Linked DNA regions of Mus musculus: region 1 is linked to region 2. The links are chromatin loops, found by intact Hi-C in ENCODE. Cell type or tissue: heart. All regions are shown on one strand.

What was found. Hi-C counts contacts between places; a loop is a spot of excess contacts. Peaks named below come from ENCODE experiments on the same cell type or tissue, not always from the same donor. Only the 100,000 strongest peaks of a DNase experiment are listed, where the experiment ranks them.
Region 1: it touches region 2 in a loop (11-fold over the local background); 34 of 42 quality-filtered maps call a loop at or near these places.

Annotation. Positions count from the first base shown.
Region 1 is chr1:191,813,769-191,821,768 of GRCm38, forward strand. It overlaps Nek2 (NIMA (never in mitosis gene a)-related expressed kinase 2), which reads left to right and starts at 7,705. Exons shown (of 8, transcript NM_010892.3): 1 at 7,705-7,973. The coding sequence starts at 7,878. In heart, a CTCF peak has its summit at 4,260 (motif pointing left); DNase peaks (open chromatin) are centred at 4,263, 4,683 and 7,653; H3K4me3 peaks cover 917 bases; H3K27ac peaks cover 1,431 bases.
Region 2 is chr1:191,571,930-191,579,929 of GRCm38, forward strand. Dtl (denticleless E3 ubiquitin protein ligase) reads right to left here and starts at 3,615. Exons shown (of 15, transcript NM_029766.3): 1 at 3,420-3,615. The coding sequence starts at 3,471. Ints7 (integrator complex subunit 7) reads left to right here and starts at 3,707. Exons shown (of 20, transcript NM_178632.6): 1 at 3,707-4,022. The coding sequence starts at 3,929. In heart, no CTCF peak of the experiment used is centred here; DNase peaks (open chromatin) are centred at 3,082, 3,722 and 4,102; H3K4me3 peaks cover 3,965 bases; H3K27ac peaks cover 2,498 bases.

The sequences.
Region 1 (8,000 bases), 240 kb after region 2:
GGTTCCATAAGAAGACTGTATCACAAATTTTACGTGTGCTTTTGAAGAGTGGCACTGAGCACTTAGTGCCACAGATAGCCCTCTTTGCCAGTTACTCGGAGTCATCATTTCTGGCTTCTTTGTGCTTTGGGTTTGAACTGTGAGTTAGAGAGGCGGGCGGGGGGGGGGGGAGATCCAGCTACCTTTCTTTTCCCTTCTTCTTCTTCTTCTTCTTCTTCTTCTTCTTCTTCTTCTTCTTCTTCTTCTTCTTCTTCTTCTTCTTCTTCTTCTTCTTCTTCTTCCTCTTCTTCTTCTTCTTCTTCTTCTTTTAATTTTGTGGGTTGTTTGTTTGTTTCAAGACAGGGTTTCTCTGTGTAGCCCTGGCTGCCCTGGAACTCACTCTGTAGACCAGGCTGGCCTCAAACTCAGAAATCTGCCTGCCTCTGATTCCCAAGTGCTGGGATTAAAGGCGTGCGCCACCACGCCAAGCTCTACATCTTTCTTAGAAGAGAGGAAAGGGCAAGTACTCTTCTTGCTTGAGGCCAGCAGTGAGTTCTGGTGACCGTGAAGGAAAGAGCAGGTCTTGAGGCTGATAGAGAAGTCTCCTTGCTCTCTAGCACCCCACCACAGCCTCTGGCCAACACAGACAAGCTGAGAGTGGTGTGTGGGGAGACTAGAGAGCAGTGGGGAGAGAAGAGGAAGTGGAAGGCTAGGGGAGGAGAAAATACCTACCTGACAGACACTGGCATTGGGGAAGTACCGACACCTGTCTCAGTGGGGAAAGAGATCCGTGCCTGGCCTAGGTAGGGGCTGTTTTTCTAGAGTGCCCAGGTTCAATTCCCAGCACCCACTTAGTGGTTCACAACTCGTTTCAAAGGAGCCAAGCACACACACACACACACACACACACACACACACACACGCAGACAAAACACCCACATACAAAACAACAAAGACAATTTTTGTTTGTGAGACAGGGTCTCTCTATGTAGCTCTGGCTGTCCTGAAACTCGATATGTAGACCAGGCTGGCTTCAAACCTACAGAGACCCAACTGCCTCTGCTAGGATTAAAGGTGTGTGCCACCATGCCAGCTAAACAAATCAAAACAAACTAGAGAGGGGCCACAGCCGCCCTGTGCTCTGACCCTGTGGCAGCTGTGGAAATGCAAACGCAGAAAGCTCATAGCATTTAAAGCTGGAAGGGTCATTTAAGGTCTTCCAGATTAAAGCCTTTATTTTTGCAGAGCCCAGAGATGGGTTGGGCCACACAGCTCCTAATTCCCAGGATTGCAGTCCCTGTTCCTGCAATTTCACAATGCCGCCTTCTGAAAGCTCTGGACATTCCTGCAAACACATTAGCTGCAGCCTACGGTCTGGGCTGCTAGAACAAGACGCCTGGTACCAGGTGATTCATGCATTTATTCCTCGCTGTTACAGGGCTGAGAAATCTGATGCTGGCAGAAACACTCGAGGACTGCCCTCCTTGATGACCTTAATGTGTCCTCACAGGATGCAAGAGGCCAAGCCCTTCATGCCCTAGGAGAACAAAGCCAACCACAGGGCACAGCCCTTGAGATCTAATTCTCCTAAGGCCCAGCCCTGCACCTTCACCTCTTGGGGGTGGGGGATGGGTGGCGGCGGTGGCGGCACGGGGGTGGGGTGGGGGTGGGGACCAGGCTTTAGCATGTAGCGTGTGAATTTGGGGTGGAGAGACGCAATACTCAGACCATAGCAGCCCCTGTCATCTGTGATTAGCTTTCATGTTCTTATCCAATTGAAATGATTAATACTTAGAGACAGGGCCTGGAGAAGTGGCTCAGTAGCTAAGAGTGTTTGCTGCTCTTGCAGAGGATCAGGGTGTGGTTCCTAGCACCAAAGTTGAGTGGTCACAGCTGACTGTAACCCCAGCTTCAGGGGATCTGACACACTCTTCTGGCCTCAAAGGGCACCCTCAAACATGTGCACACACACACACACACACACACACACACACACACAATTTGTAAAAATATTTTTTAAAGTTATAGTACTATAAATAACATAAAAACATGCATGATTTGTTGAAAAGTCTAAGTTTATCCATGTGTTGAACAGAAAATTGTTTTTCCTCAATTTGTATTCTTGTGTACTGTTATGCCCTGAGTTCACGGGAAACCCAGGTGAGCCCAAGAATTGCAAAGTCCAGCGGGGCGTGGTGGCACACGCCTTTAATCCCAGCACTTGGGAGGCAGAGGCAGGCGGATTTCTGAGTTCGAGGCCAGCCTGGTCTACAGAGTGAGTTCTGGGACAGCCGGGGCTACACAGAGAAACCCTGTCTCAAAAAAACAAAAACAAAACCAACCAACCAACCAAACAAACAAAAAAAGAATTGCAAAGTCCACTGCAACTCGCAAAAGAGTCTTGTATTTTCAAGTTTGAACTCGGTTTGCCCACCTAGCACACACTGCATAAATGCTGGCAAGCGATCCTGAGTCCAGAAAACATTGGGTTTATATATAGTATAGGAATAGTGTGAATATTCACAGAACAGGGGAGTAGAGGGTGGAATAGTACTGAAGCGGGAAGGGGGCTAATGGGTGTCTATTCAAGGACTGTCTGTGACCTGACCTCTGTTTACCTTTTACTTTTTCCATGGTCTCCCTTGAGCTTGTTATTTCTCTAAGGTCTCAAGGACAGGCACCTAGAAAGTTATCAGGAGGAGTGTTGGGTGTTGGTTTTGGACACACAGAGGTGCACCATTCTAACTCTAGGGGAGGGGGAGGGAGCCAGCCCCAGGCTGCTGCAGGAGGATGTAGCACAGAAACCAGCTGTCTGTGTATCATGCTTGCGGCAGGCTGGAAAAATGATGGGAGCTTCTGGCAGAGGGGTTGGAGGAAACGCAGGGGCAAACTGTCTGCACACAACAACACTGAAGTCTCTCTAGTATCCTTAATTTGGGGGTTGCAACAGTACAAGTCTGAAACTCTCCCTGTTTGAAACATTGTGGTACTCTGACCACACACAGGGTTCCCAGCCCAGTTCTCATCTTATTCTTCCATAGCTGCCTGCCATCTGCCCCGGGCTGCAGTCTGTGCTGTTGGCAGCATCCACAGAGTCCCTGCCACTATCAATGTATCTCTCCAGCACTCTTTTCTTCGAGTTATTTACTGAACATATACTGTGCATTACACAGTTTTGTTTTGTTTTTCTTTCTTTCTTTCTTTCCCCTTCCCATTCTCCCTCTTGCTCTGGCCCTGCTTGCTTCAGCCTATAGGTTCTTTATTTATTTCTCATTATGGATGGTTGTAAGCCACCATGTGGCTGCTGGGAATTGAACTCACGACCTTTAAGAGCCACTGAGCCATCTCACCAGCCCTTTTACAGGTTTTTTTTTTTTTTTTTTTTTTTTTTTTTTTTTTAATGTTTGGAATTGAAATAGAATCCCATGGCTTCCCCCTCCCTGGACCCCCTTCCTTCCCCCCTTTCAATTGGTGGACTTTTTTTTTTTATTATTATTGTTACACACATATATGTGTGTGTGCGCATGCACAGATACATATAAATGAATCTGTTTCTGTTGTCTGTGTGTGTGTACAGTTCCAAGGACAACCACTTGGCATTAGACAAACAATCCCTGGGAGAGGCTACCTCTCCTTCTGGCAGTTGTTAGTTGCCTTCGTTCTTTGTCTAGAGGAAAAACCCTGACAACCTTTCCTTATTCCATGCCAGCTCGTCCGCTGATATGACATTGTTCCTGACTTTTCCTCCTTATGCAGCCATTTCTAGAGCGGCTGTTCACAGCGGATGCCTTGGTCCTCTGGCTCCTCAGATCTTTCAGCTCCCTATTCGTTTGCTTTTCCTGAACCATAGACAAAGGTGCTGTGTGTCCGTGTATTCCCTGCAGCTGGGCTCCTCATGACCTGTTGATTTCTGCATTGTGTCCAGTTGTGGTTTTCCGTGATGGGCTCCATTTGCTGTGAAGAGAGGCCGCTCTGATGAGGGGTGGGAGCTGCACTGACCCAGGAAAGGTAAGCTGAGCACCTACTCTAAATTTTTGAGACAGTGTGTCATGATGTCGTCCGATTCTTACCAAGAACCTTTCCCTTTATTTTTCTCTTTGTAGAAATCTTTACTAATAACTTCAAAACATTGTCATAAACCCAGATTTCAAACCGCCCCAAGTAATCCTCAAGATGACTCACTCACAAAATGTCTGACCCAACATCCTCCCAGGCCAGTCTTGGAGTCTGCGGGTGGTGCAGAGCTGCTCCTTATTACGCAGTGGCGTACCGCCCTCTAGTGGGAAGCTTGTGTCAGTACACAGACGCTCCCGGAGGCGAGCCTGGAGATTCTTCAGTGAACAGAGCTAACGATGCTAGCCTTTAGCTAAGAGAAGGAAGACAAAAAAGTAGCAAAGTCAGGACAAAAGCCAGGAGCTTGCCCAGGAAGTGCACTGTGGGCCCAGGGCACAGTGCAAAAGGTCCCTCCCTTGAGATGGCACACACTGTTAATGGGGACTGACAGCAGAAGCAGATTGGGCAAGAATAGTGTGAGCCAGGTCCTGCAGGAGCCAGATGGCTGCCCAGAGCAGGGTAGGCTCATCTCTCCGCTCTCGGTTGATTCCTGCCCCACCTCCCATCCACACCCGATGACCCCATACTGAGGACTGAACTCAGGGCCTTGTGTTTGTTGGATGAACTCTATACCGCTGAGAGGAACCCCCAAAGCCAACCATTTCCCACTTTGGTAATTACTGATTTGTCCTGTAAATCCTCCCCCGCCTTTTTTATTATGGTGGTCATTGTGGCTGAACACTCTCACCTAGGGCCTCTCTCTATACTCCCAGGACAGCTCCCCCGAGATACAGCTGGCATGGCTGAATACTTCAGGGATCATTTGGAATCTCTGTGTAAGTCTTAATAACAGGCCTTACTGCATCTTTATTTAACAAAGCTTTTTTTTTTTTTCTGCCTTCTCTATTGCAGGACTTACACTGGCCACAAGCAGTTTGATGTTCAGCTAGAAAACAATCACAGATATCACGACAGAATTGATTTACACTGTTCTCTGAACATCTTGGATGAGGCCCCTCAGAGCAGAGGTGACAAGGTTGGAATTCCGCCTTGCAGGACAAGTTGTGTCCTCTGGATAAACATAATAGAGGGAGCATGCTGTTGCCTTGAGTAAAATCCTGGGCAGAAGCAGCTCAGGAAGAGGTGGGTTCAACTGTTTCACAGTTCATCAGCCTTGGAAAGCAGAGACTTTACAGCCTGGCATGGTGTTGCATGCCACAAGCAGGTGGATCTCTGAGTCTGAGGCCAGCCTGGTCTACAGAGTGAGTTCCAGGACAGCCAGGGCTATACTGAGAAACCCTGTCATGAAAACAAAACAAAACAAAACCAAAAAGAAACTTGATGCTTCTGGTCACTTTGCACCTGCAGCCAGGAAACAGGAAGAGATAAACAAATGTGTGTGCTTACCTAGCCTTCTCTTTTTTATGTAGTCCTAGACTGGTGGTTTGCATGAGAATGGTCCCCAGAGGCTCATATATTTGAATGCTTGGTCCCTACTTGGTAGGTCTGTTCTGGGAAGTTATTAGGAAGTGTAGCCTTGTTGGAGGTGTGCCACTAAGGGTGGGCTTTGGGGTTTTAAAAGCCCATGCCAGGAAGAGTCTCCCTCTCTCTCCCTTCTCTCTGTGCTCTGTGGTTCACATCTCAATCTGGAAGCTCTCAGCTACGGTTCCAGTGCTATCACGCCTGCCTGCCACCATGTTTCCTGACATGAGGATAATAAAGGACTCACTCTCTGAAACTGTAAGCCCCCAATTTAAATGCTTTCTTTTGTAAGTTGGCTTGGCCATAGTGTTTCTTCGCAGCAACAGAAAAGAAACTAAGCAAGGACCAAAGAACATTGTTGCCCACTTTTAGGGTGTGTCTTTTCCATTCGATTAATTTAACATAAACCCTCACAGGCATGCTCGGAGGCTGACCTAATCTACGCTGTCTCTACAAGTGTACCCAAAGGCTTGACCCCCTAGGTGATTCTACATCCTGTCAATCAACAGTAACCAAGGTGGGGTAAGGCACGAGGTAGGGATGCAAGTGGAACTTCTAACAACTGGAAGGACAAGTACCAAGTTAGTCTTGAGAAGCTGAGAAAGTGTGTTGTGTTTGGAGCGAAGAGTAAGAGCTCTTTGTCTAGAAAGAAGATGAAAGGTTGTGTGTGAAGCAGGCTGGTCAACAAACTCAACATAAGCATCAGTACACCCATCACATACACACCACACGCCTATACACCACATATCACAAACACACCACACACACAACATGCTACACATATCACATACAACACTCTACACATCATAAACAACACACACAGCACACACACACACAACATACTACACACATTACATACGACACACACACACAAACATACCACACATATCACATACGACACACACACAAACATACCACACACATCACATATGACACACACACACCATATAAATGACCTCAGGCATTTGTAGCTCCTTATATAATTTCTGAGACCTAAATTAATCCTACCCCTTTGAGGTGTGACAATGTCCTTGAATGCTAATTTAAAAGTTCTCCTGGCTGGCAATTCCAATTAGCTTATACTAAATTCAGCGCACAAAATACATTTATTTTTAACATAAGGAGGCTTCTAATTCTTATTAATAGGACATTGGGTTCTTTTTCAATCACAGCATGAACAGATATTTTAAGAACAATGACCCATTTATGCAGCAGATTATTAGCTTTCTGGTAATGCACATTACCCCCCACCTGCTCTGGATGGAAGCCTTTAGCTCCCCTTCCCCAAGTCAAAGCGGGGCCATGTCACTGGCTATGTGAGCTCAAGTCAGCAAACTGCATGCAGCTCCCGGATTGGCTATTAGGGAACACCTTTTTTTTTTTTTTTTTCCTAACACACTTTTTTGGTAGATGTCTTAGAAGTACAATTTGGCAGTGTGGTGACTCTGTTCTGAATGCTTCCATACTCAGTCCCTAAGCTTTGGATACGTTTCTATGTTCAACAGGTCTCTCAGTTTAATGTTCAGAGATCTAGACTATGCTAACTGTGCTCAGAAAACACATGTCAACTCTGCGTTATTACTATGAATATCCTTTATTCTTATTATTTTTTAATTAGTTCTCTTCTGGGCAGTTGGGCCTAGTTTCTCTCTCTCTGTCTCTCTCTCTCTCTGGGCGTGGGGTGTCTTTCTCGCGGGTGGGGGTAAGGCAGGGACCCTCTACAAAGCTCTGGATGTCCTCAAGCTCACAGAGATCTGCCTGAGCGCGCCACCAAGCCGGGCTGGAACAGGGATTCTGGCTCTCTAGGTGTGAGGACTATAAAGTGCTCGGTGCACTCACCGCACCCTCAGGGTCATCAAATCCTCAACACACAAGGGCTTAGGTTCAGGACCCGAGTGCAGAGGAGTCGGAAAAGGGTGGGGTCAAAGTGGAAAGGTCAAAAGGCCAGTGTCTCCAGTCCAGAGCCTCGGACATCCGTTACCATAGCGACTTCAGCCAAGGAATGGAATTACCGAGGCCCCAACAGGCTTTGCGATCCCAAATCCCAGGGGTTTTCGGCGCGGCTCGTATTCCGTAGAGCAGCTAGACGCAGACACCAACGCCGACGCGGTTGCCTAGCGACACGCATTTTCCCAGGATGCCTAGCAGTGTTGTGTTTTCTCAGCCAATCAGAGTTGAGATGCACCTTCGCTGTGGACCAATAGAATGCGAGGCCGAAGCCCGCGACGGTTGACCCGGTGGCCGGTTGCTCGCCGACTCAGGCAGGCAGACGAGGGGCTCGGGTTTCGGCGCGGTTGGCCTGCAGCGGGCGAGCCTGGGCTCCGAGCGGCGCGGTGGTGTGGTTGCCAGGGTGGCCGCTCGCCATGCCGTCCCGGGTGGAGGACTACGAGGTGCTGCACAGCATCGGCACCGGCTCCTACGGCCGCTGTCAGAAGATTCGGAGGAAGAGCGACGGCAAGGTGAGGCGCCGGGCAGCCCTTCCACGG
Region 2 (8,000 bases):
AAGGGATAAAGATGATGAGAAAGCGACCCCTCTCAAACAGAGAAGATATTTCAGCCTAACAGAAATATCACTCAATCTAGTTTGAGAAGGAATGAGAAGAAAGGAGAAAAGGAACTTAGTCTAGATTTTAAAATTGCTTGTAGGGGCATGGCTTCTAACTTTTGATATTAAGTAACCTAATATGTACTCTCTGAAAGACCACTAAAAAGATGTTATGTTCACAAATACTCAAAAAGTAAAATTGAAAACAAAAGGCTGCATTGTAAAGAAATGTAAACGCAGGTATATGATGTGAAGTTTTAAGTCTATTCAAAGAGAAATCACATGAGTAAAACTGAAGATACAAGCCGGGCTTGGTAGCGCACTCCTTTAATCCCAGCACTCGGAAAGCAGAGGCAGGCAGATTTTTGAGTTCAAGGCCAGCCTGGTCTACAAAGTGAGTTCCAGGACAGCCAGGGCTATACAGAGAAACAAACAAAAAACCTAAAAAAACTGAAGATACAATTTGCTTTGGATATTTTCACAATGAAGCTAATTCCTTTACTCTGCCTCTTTACCTCTACTAGTATTCAGACTGATAAACAGTATTTAAAGTGACTCACTGAGCAAGCTCTACTTAGTTCATTATTTCTGTATCTCCCCATAATATACTTTTGGATCTTTATTATGCTATGAATATGAACCTGTAGTGTTTTCCAGACACCCATACTCATCTGGAAAGGTCCATTCTTTCTTCAATACACAGCTAAAGGCCCACACTCAAAAGAAATATACAAGGCTTTGCATTTTCAGAGGATCAACCCCTTGACAATTCAACAGCTCCCACACATTATTTCTAAAGCTACTCTGTCTGAACAGGTTGAGGGGTTCCCTTTCCTATCACTTGCTTCACTTCCTTTCTACTTCCACAAAAGGAAGGTATTCTACTCTCCCTTCCTCATCTTACACCTTGCATTGTTGAAAGATGTGTCCATTACAAATTTTTAAATATGGGCTCAGCAGTTAAGAACACTGACCGCTCTTCCAGAAGTCCTGAGTTTAATTCCTGGCAACCACATGGTGGCTCACAACCATCTGTAATGGGATCTGATGCACTCTTCTGGTGTGTATATGAGTACAATGTACGCATATAAATAAAAATAAATAAATAAATCTTTTTTTTTTTCTTTTGGTTTTTCGAGACAGGGTTTCTCTATGTAGCTCTGGCTGTCCTTGAACTCAGAAATCCGCCTGCCTCTGCCTCCCAAGTGCTGGGATTAAAGGCATGTGCTAAATAAATAAACACACACACACACACACACAAAACCCCAAATAGAAAACTAGTGAGGTCCTAACTATGAGACAATTTGAGACCACAAGGCACCAGATACCTAAATCCATTTCTTTAAAAGATGCACTTTCAATAAAAATTTTGCTTTTTTCTTAAAACATTTTAAGAAGTTACTTAGTTTCTAACAACTGCCCACTATTAATTAACTGTGGTGATAATTCATCCTAAGGGAAACCTTTGTGACTACTGGGTACTAAAACCACAGAAAACAGCACTTTATATGCTTTTTGATGGGGCATGACAGGGTGACAAGAACTTTTAAATTACAATAGGATAAATTTGCGGAGAATTAAGATAGAAATATTCAGAAGAAAAAGCAACCATATAAAACATCGAACAGTAAGCATTTGCTCACCTTTTCAAAAACAGAGACCACGACTTCCACGTTGGTATAGTTGTTTATAGTGTCAGATGTATTTAAAAGGCTAAAATAGTATTTATCTTAAGATGCTAACTCACTATAAGGCTAAAAATTATAATTTTGCATGTTTAAAGTTTATAGTAAAAATTCTTAGATATGGATTTAAAAACTCACAAAAGTAATTATATTTCCATCTTACAAATATCGGTAGAGAAAGGAAACTAAAGGCACATTTAGAGGCTTGTTATGATCAGGGAGTAAAGTATCAGGCCCAATGGTGGGGATGGAATAGAGAAAATGGAAGACTCAGTTTGAGGTAAAGAGGCTGAATCTGTGGGGATGGAAAAAGAGATTCAAGCAGACTTAAGGGATTTCTTTTTTTTCTTTTGAAAATGTCATAATGAGGAATATGGAGTCTAAGTTTTAGCTGGGGACACCAGTTTAAAATAATGTCACTCCCAAAAATTGGGAAGAAGCCAACTCAGTTTGGGGCATTAGAATATAAGATGCTTGTATGCCTAACTGTCTAGATTAAGTTCAATACATACAGCTTTTACAGAAATTAACCCAAAACATAGGGAATGGAAGAGTGTAGCAGCAGTAGAATCCTTACTTACGGCTATAATCATTTAAGGCCCAGCAACACCGGAGGGGAAAAGAGATGCAGACTTCAGGAGGTAACAATCAATGAATGCCAGTGCCTATCACTGAACGTCTGTCTGGCTATCTGTAAGCCGGAACGACAGACTGAAAAGTGGGTAGACAGAAAATGTAGCACATAGGAAAAGAGGTGGAGTTGAAACTCAGACGCTCCGAAGACCGCTCACAACCATTGTGCAGGGCGGCCATTCCTAACACAGGGCGAAGTAACTTTTGTAAAGTTCGAGCAGAGAAAGAGGCAGAATGTAACTACAAGAGTATCCACAGAGGGAATACGACTACAAAGTTTTAGATCCGGGCAGGACCTCAAGGAGCTTTTCCTCTTCTCAACATTCTTAGGACCACTCTTCAAGGTCTTAGTTTAACAACACATCAGCCTAATCGCATCTCAGATTGCCAATGTTTTTAAGAGTACTGTAGGAGATGAGCTGGCTTTCTATATGCTAACAGGAGAACATGGCTGAATTCCACCGTGAAGAGAAAAACGAGTTTAATCCCATTTCTGGAAGTACCTCGGCATCAAGACACATTTGGAACAATACCCTTCCATCCATTACCCGTGGTCACCTCGTGGGTGTGGCTATGGGCATCTTTTAGTCTGTATTTTAGGACTTTTCAGAGCCTGCAGAGATGGGGGAGGGGACTTTGGCGCCTTAAGATTGAGTTCCTTAACTGCGGGCCATGCGCGCTGGTGCACAACGAACTTGCAGGGATCGCTAAGGTTCTGCAGAGACGGCAGGCACATCGCTGGTGCCAAAGCGTCTCCCACCCCCGACTCTCACAAGCGTGCACTCTCTAGTTAACGCGCGATATTGACGTAAGCAGCCAGGGGCCCGGGACGCCACTGAGCGTCCTAACTTCGGCCTCCGTTCCGAACTAAAAAGCTCGATTACGGTGAAAAGCGTCCGGAAGGAACCCAAGCACGATGTTCTTCGGCGGTCCTCGCTCGCCCGGATTCGCTCCGGCCGCGGGAGACCTGGAGGCCCACAGTCGGCAGCGATCCAAGGTGGAGCGCCTGGGGGGAGGTGGTTCCCGCCACGGCCAGCGGCCGTTGGGGCCGTTACTCACCGTTCCTCAGGACGCCGAGCTGCGGCTGGCGGAGTACCGAGTTGAAGAGCATCTGGGCCTGAGGAGAAGGCTCAGCTGAGGGGAACGCCGAGAAGATCGCCCCCAAGTTCCACAGGAGCCGCCGTCTGCACCCTCCACAACGCGGCGCGGTTTCGCCTCCAACTCCCGCCACTAAGAGCCCCGGCCGCCAAACTCCGCGCCAAACTGACGTCACGCTTTCTGATTGGCTCTCGTCGCAGCGTCCTGGCGCCTCGAAGGCTCGCCCCCATCCTAAGCTCCGCCTCCCTCTCGCTCAGCCGCGGGAACCCAAGGTTCACAGGCTCCCTGAGCGCCTGCGCGGGGGGGCCCAGAGAGGAACTGGCGAACCGCGGGGCGACCGAGGCGCATGCGTACACTGCCTGACAGCGCGCGGAGGGAAAAATCCGCGAGACCGCGGCGGGAGAAGATGGCGGTGCTGGGGTAGAGTTTGCAATCTTTGTGACTGGGCGAGTCGGGTAACTGTCCGGGTCATGGCGTCAAACTCAACCAAGTCGTTCCTGGCCGATGCCGGCTATGGCGAACAGGAGCTGGACGCTAATTCCGCTCTTATGGAACTGGACAAAGGTACGGAGGAGGGACGCGGGCGAAGCGTCTGGGGGGAGTGGCGCCACCTAGTGGCGGCAGCTACAGAGGCTAGAAAGGCGCATGCGCCGATGTATGGGGCGGGAAGCACGGCTGCTAGTCTTGGAGCCAGCGCTTAGGCGCATGCAGGGTTGCTGGAGTAGCCTTGCACAGTTGGAGCAGAGGCTCGTGCTTGCGAGGATGCCTTTGACCACTTGGGGGCACAGTCTCTGGTTTCCCAGGCAGCAAATAAGATAAAGTGCTGAATTTTGAGATTATTTTTTAAAACGTTCAGTGCAGGTGAAGCCTTCATTAAGAGAGCCAAATGATTTTCTGAGCGTTTTACAGCGATTTGTCTTGCGAGACTGTCAATTGCGCGTTCTAAAGCAGGTTCCATGTGGATGAGAACATCCGAAAAGCTTGGCTGAACGCGCTCATTCTCTGCACACAAGTTCCACGAGTTAGTTCCCCTTATACAGGTAGCTAAGAGAAAAAATTTTAGGGTTAGGAGTTAAATTCCAGTTCTACTAAAGTGATTATGGAATGCGGCATTATCATCTAGCCTCGATATGTCAGCAAAGTGGGCACAGTATGTCAGCTGTTGTAAATGTTAAATGGCAGTGGTATGCGAAAAGATGCCTTTATTAAAGGCTGAAGAGGGACTTTGACAGATAGCTATCCATAAAGAAGTCCTGTGTAAATGTGAGACCTTTGCTTCAGTTTCCTGCCAAGGTTTTTACACTATAGGCAATTCTTGGTTAACTGTAGCCAGTGTGTAACCTGTAGAGAACGGGACTGGAAACCAAGGATCTGTAAGTTCAAGTCTGGGGGGCAGGGTGTGCCAAGTAGGGACTGGGGGATGCTGAGAGAACCTGGAGGTCAATTAGACTTTGGCATGTTAAATATGCACCTTAGTTCCTTGTCCAAGTTTGAAACCAGTTACAGGTAAGAGTTTTTTACGTTTTACTAAAGTCTGTGACATCCAGGTTGGCCTGTACTCCCTAAAGCCAAGGATAACTCTCAACTTTTGATCCTCAGCCTCCCAAGTCCTAGACCTGATGTGGCCCATTACACTGTTTTATTCAGTGCCAACTCCCTTCCCACCGAAATGTGTATGGCTCTAGCGTAGCTAATCTTGTCCCAGGCTAAGAGTAGATAGTGTTGTAGAGCAGGGTAAGGATATGGAGCAAGGAAAGGAAGGACATCCAGAGTTACCTTCTAAGTGTTGTGAGCCAGTGTGATGGTTTACTGTGTGAAACACTTCCTGTGCAAGCCTGACAGTCACACACATGTGCACACATACATACAATAACAATGAAATAAGGTTTACATTAAAAAAAAAAAAAAGATGCTGCGGCTGTAGGGATGACTTAGCCTTTAAGAGGCCACACTGCTGTTTTGTGGGACCAGAGTTCAGTTCTCAGCACTCACACCCCAAACCTCACAACTGCCTGTAACTCTAGAGGGTCTGTTATACACCCATCTCTCCCTCCCCCTACATACACATAATTAAAAGTGAAGCTCTTTGAAAGAAAAGGTTACAGTTGTAATGAAAGTAATAGTACAACCTTTTTAATAAGAAGAGTTGAAATTAAAACACATATGTGTAAGAAATAAGTGGGGGCTGTTGAGTGTTTTACAGATAAGCCCTAAGCTCAACAAGACACATTGTATCAGCCGGGAACAGTAGTGTGACACATTGCTAAAGGCTGAGTCCCACATATTACTCTAATAAGTGTAGCTTTTCCTAATGTAGATTATTATCATCAGACCAAGTATTTGCCCCTCCAGTGATTGGAAGTTGTCCAGATGAAAACAGGCAAGATCCCCTTCCTGCAGAGAGAAAGGTTTAGTGACATCACTCAACCTGATGGCTCTGTGCACACCTGGCTTTGAGAGGATGGGTGGGAGTGGGGAAGGTGACTCATTCCCTTTCTTGCTGCACATGAGTGGAAGCTGGTGAACCTAATGCTGTAGGAAAAGCCTGATCGTGGAGTGCTGATTCAACTCTTGAGAACTGGGTGAGAGTCAGGACAGAATCCACACACTAGGATTTCCTAGCGTTGTTACCATCCACCCAGTTCCACCATCTTAATTCTCCCTGTGAAGACCACTGTTGTACTGCCCATGTGTGCAGGAATGTAACTGGTGTTAGGGAGTGAGGACTCAGCACAGCCCCTCTGAGAGAATGAATGGCCTTAGCCACTGGGTTGGGTGTGCACTAGGCGGCTGACGCCATGTCATTACTGGTGGTTTTAAGAGTAGTAGAAACATGGCCCTATGGATTCAGACTTTTTTTTCCTGAGGATATTTATTACCAGACTACATTTAGTCTGACAGCATTGGTAAGTGAACCTTTAAGGTTATATAGAATCTAGATTCAGCAACTAGTTTACCACATTGAAGCTGAATTAGGGAGCATGGACTCTGCAGTTTGGTTGGTGACCCTGATGGACAAGGTCAGATAAACTAAACAGAAATCCACTTATTGAAACCATGGCCTTACTTTTATGTATGACTGTGAGCTGTTGTCTTATGATTTACAATGGGAATTATTAAATAGTCTCATTTCTTATTGTTTTAAACTAGTATTTTCTCATGTGCAGTCTGCATTATATGTCAGCATGTTTATTAGCAGTGATTTCTGAAGTTTTGTGGGAGGATACTTAGTAATTATGTCAGAAATTGCCATTTCTGCCTTCCAAATGTGAAGTGACCTTTATTAACTGTTTATTAAGCTGTGGGTTGTGGGTTGCCTTCTGTCTTAGTCAGGGTTTCTATTCCTGCACAAACATCATGACCAAGAAGCAAATTGGGGAGGAAAGGGTTTATTTAGCTTACACTTCCATACTGCTGTTCATCACCAAGGAAGTCAAGACTGGAACTCAAGCAGGTCAGGAAGCAGGAGCTCATGCAGAGGCCATGGAGGGATGTTCTTTACTGGCTTGCTTCCCCTGGCTTGCTCAGCCTGCTCTCTTATAGAACCAAGACTACCAGCCCAGAGATGGTCCCACCCACAAGGGGCCTTTCCCCCTTGATCACTAATTGAGAAAATGCCTTACAGTTGGATCTCATGGAGGCACTTCCCCTGAAGCTCCTTTCTCTGTGATAACTCCAGCTGTGTCAAGTTGACACAAAACTAGCCAGTACACCTTCTATTGTGTAGTTATACTTACTCTATTTCTTTGTGGTGCTGAGGCTTGAACAAAGGGTCTCATTCCCGGTGTTCTGTTGCTTTGCAATTGAGCTGTATTCTAACCCTGTGTGGTGATACTTGGAAATTTTTTTTAGTCCTGTTACAACCAAGCACCATTAAAAAATGAATATATGAGATGTATACATGTTAGAGATTCAATTTTGAGCCATGTTCATCTGAGGTAAAGAAAATATGCAGCCATTGTCTAAGACACCCTTTCCTGGTAATGCTTTGTTAGTGGTGCTTTAGTGGATATTGGTTGCATCTGTGGTTACTTAGTGTCTCGAATGTCTACCTGAGGAGTAGCCCTTAGGAGCCCCTTCTCATGAAGGTGGAGGCAAAAAGTTCCCTAGCTTGTCTTTCGAGAGCAGCTCCGAGTTACCAGATCCTGCCAGTAAGACACATGCTTTGATTAGCAGCAGGAGATGAAGAGCTAGCTCAGGGGTGCTCACAGTTCCTGTGGCGGCACAGTGTCAGCTGCATAGGCCCTAAATGACAGGGCTCACTGTAGCATCTCGTTTCTTAGTAACAGTAGTTGCTCTCATCTAATTAGTTTGGCAGTGTGGTGTTAGGTGTTCTTAGAAGTTTAGCAGGTTTAAATGCCAGGTGTGGTGACGTATCCTGTAACCACAGAGCCTGGGAGGCAGACATGTAGTCACTCCCAGTTTGAGATCATTCATAGTGAGTTTCAAAGCAGCCAGGTCTGCATAGTGAGTGCCAGGATAGGCTGTGTTGAAAAGCAAGACTGAATCTCAGCAATTAAACAAAACCCAAGAAGTCTAGTC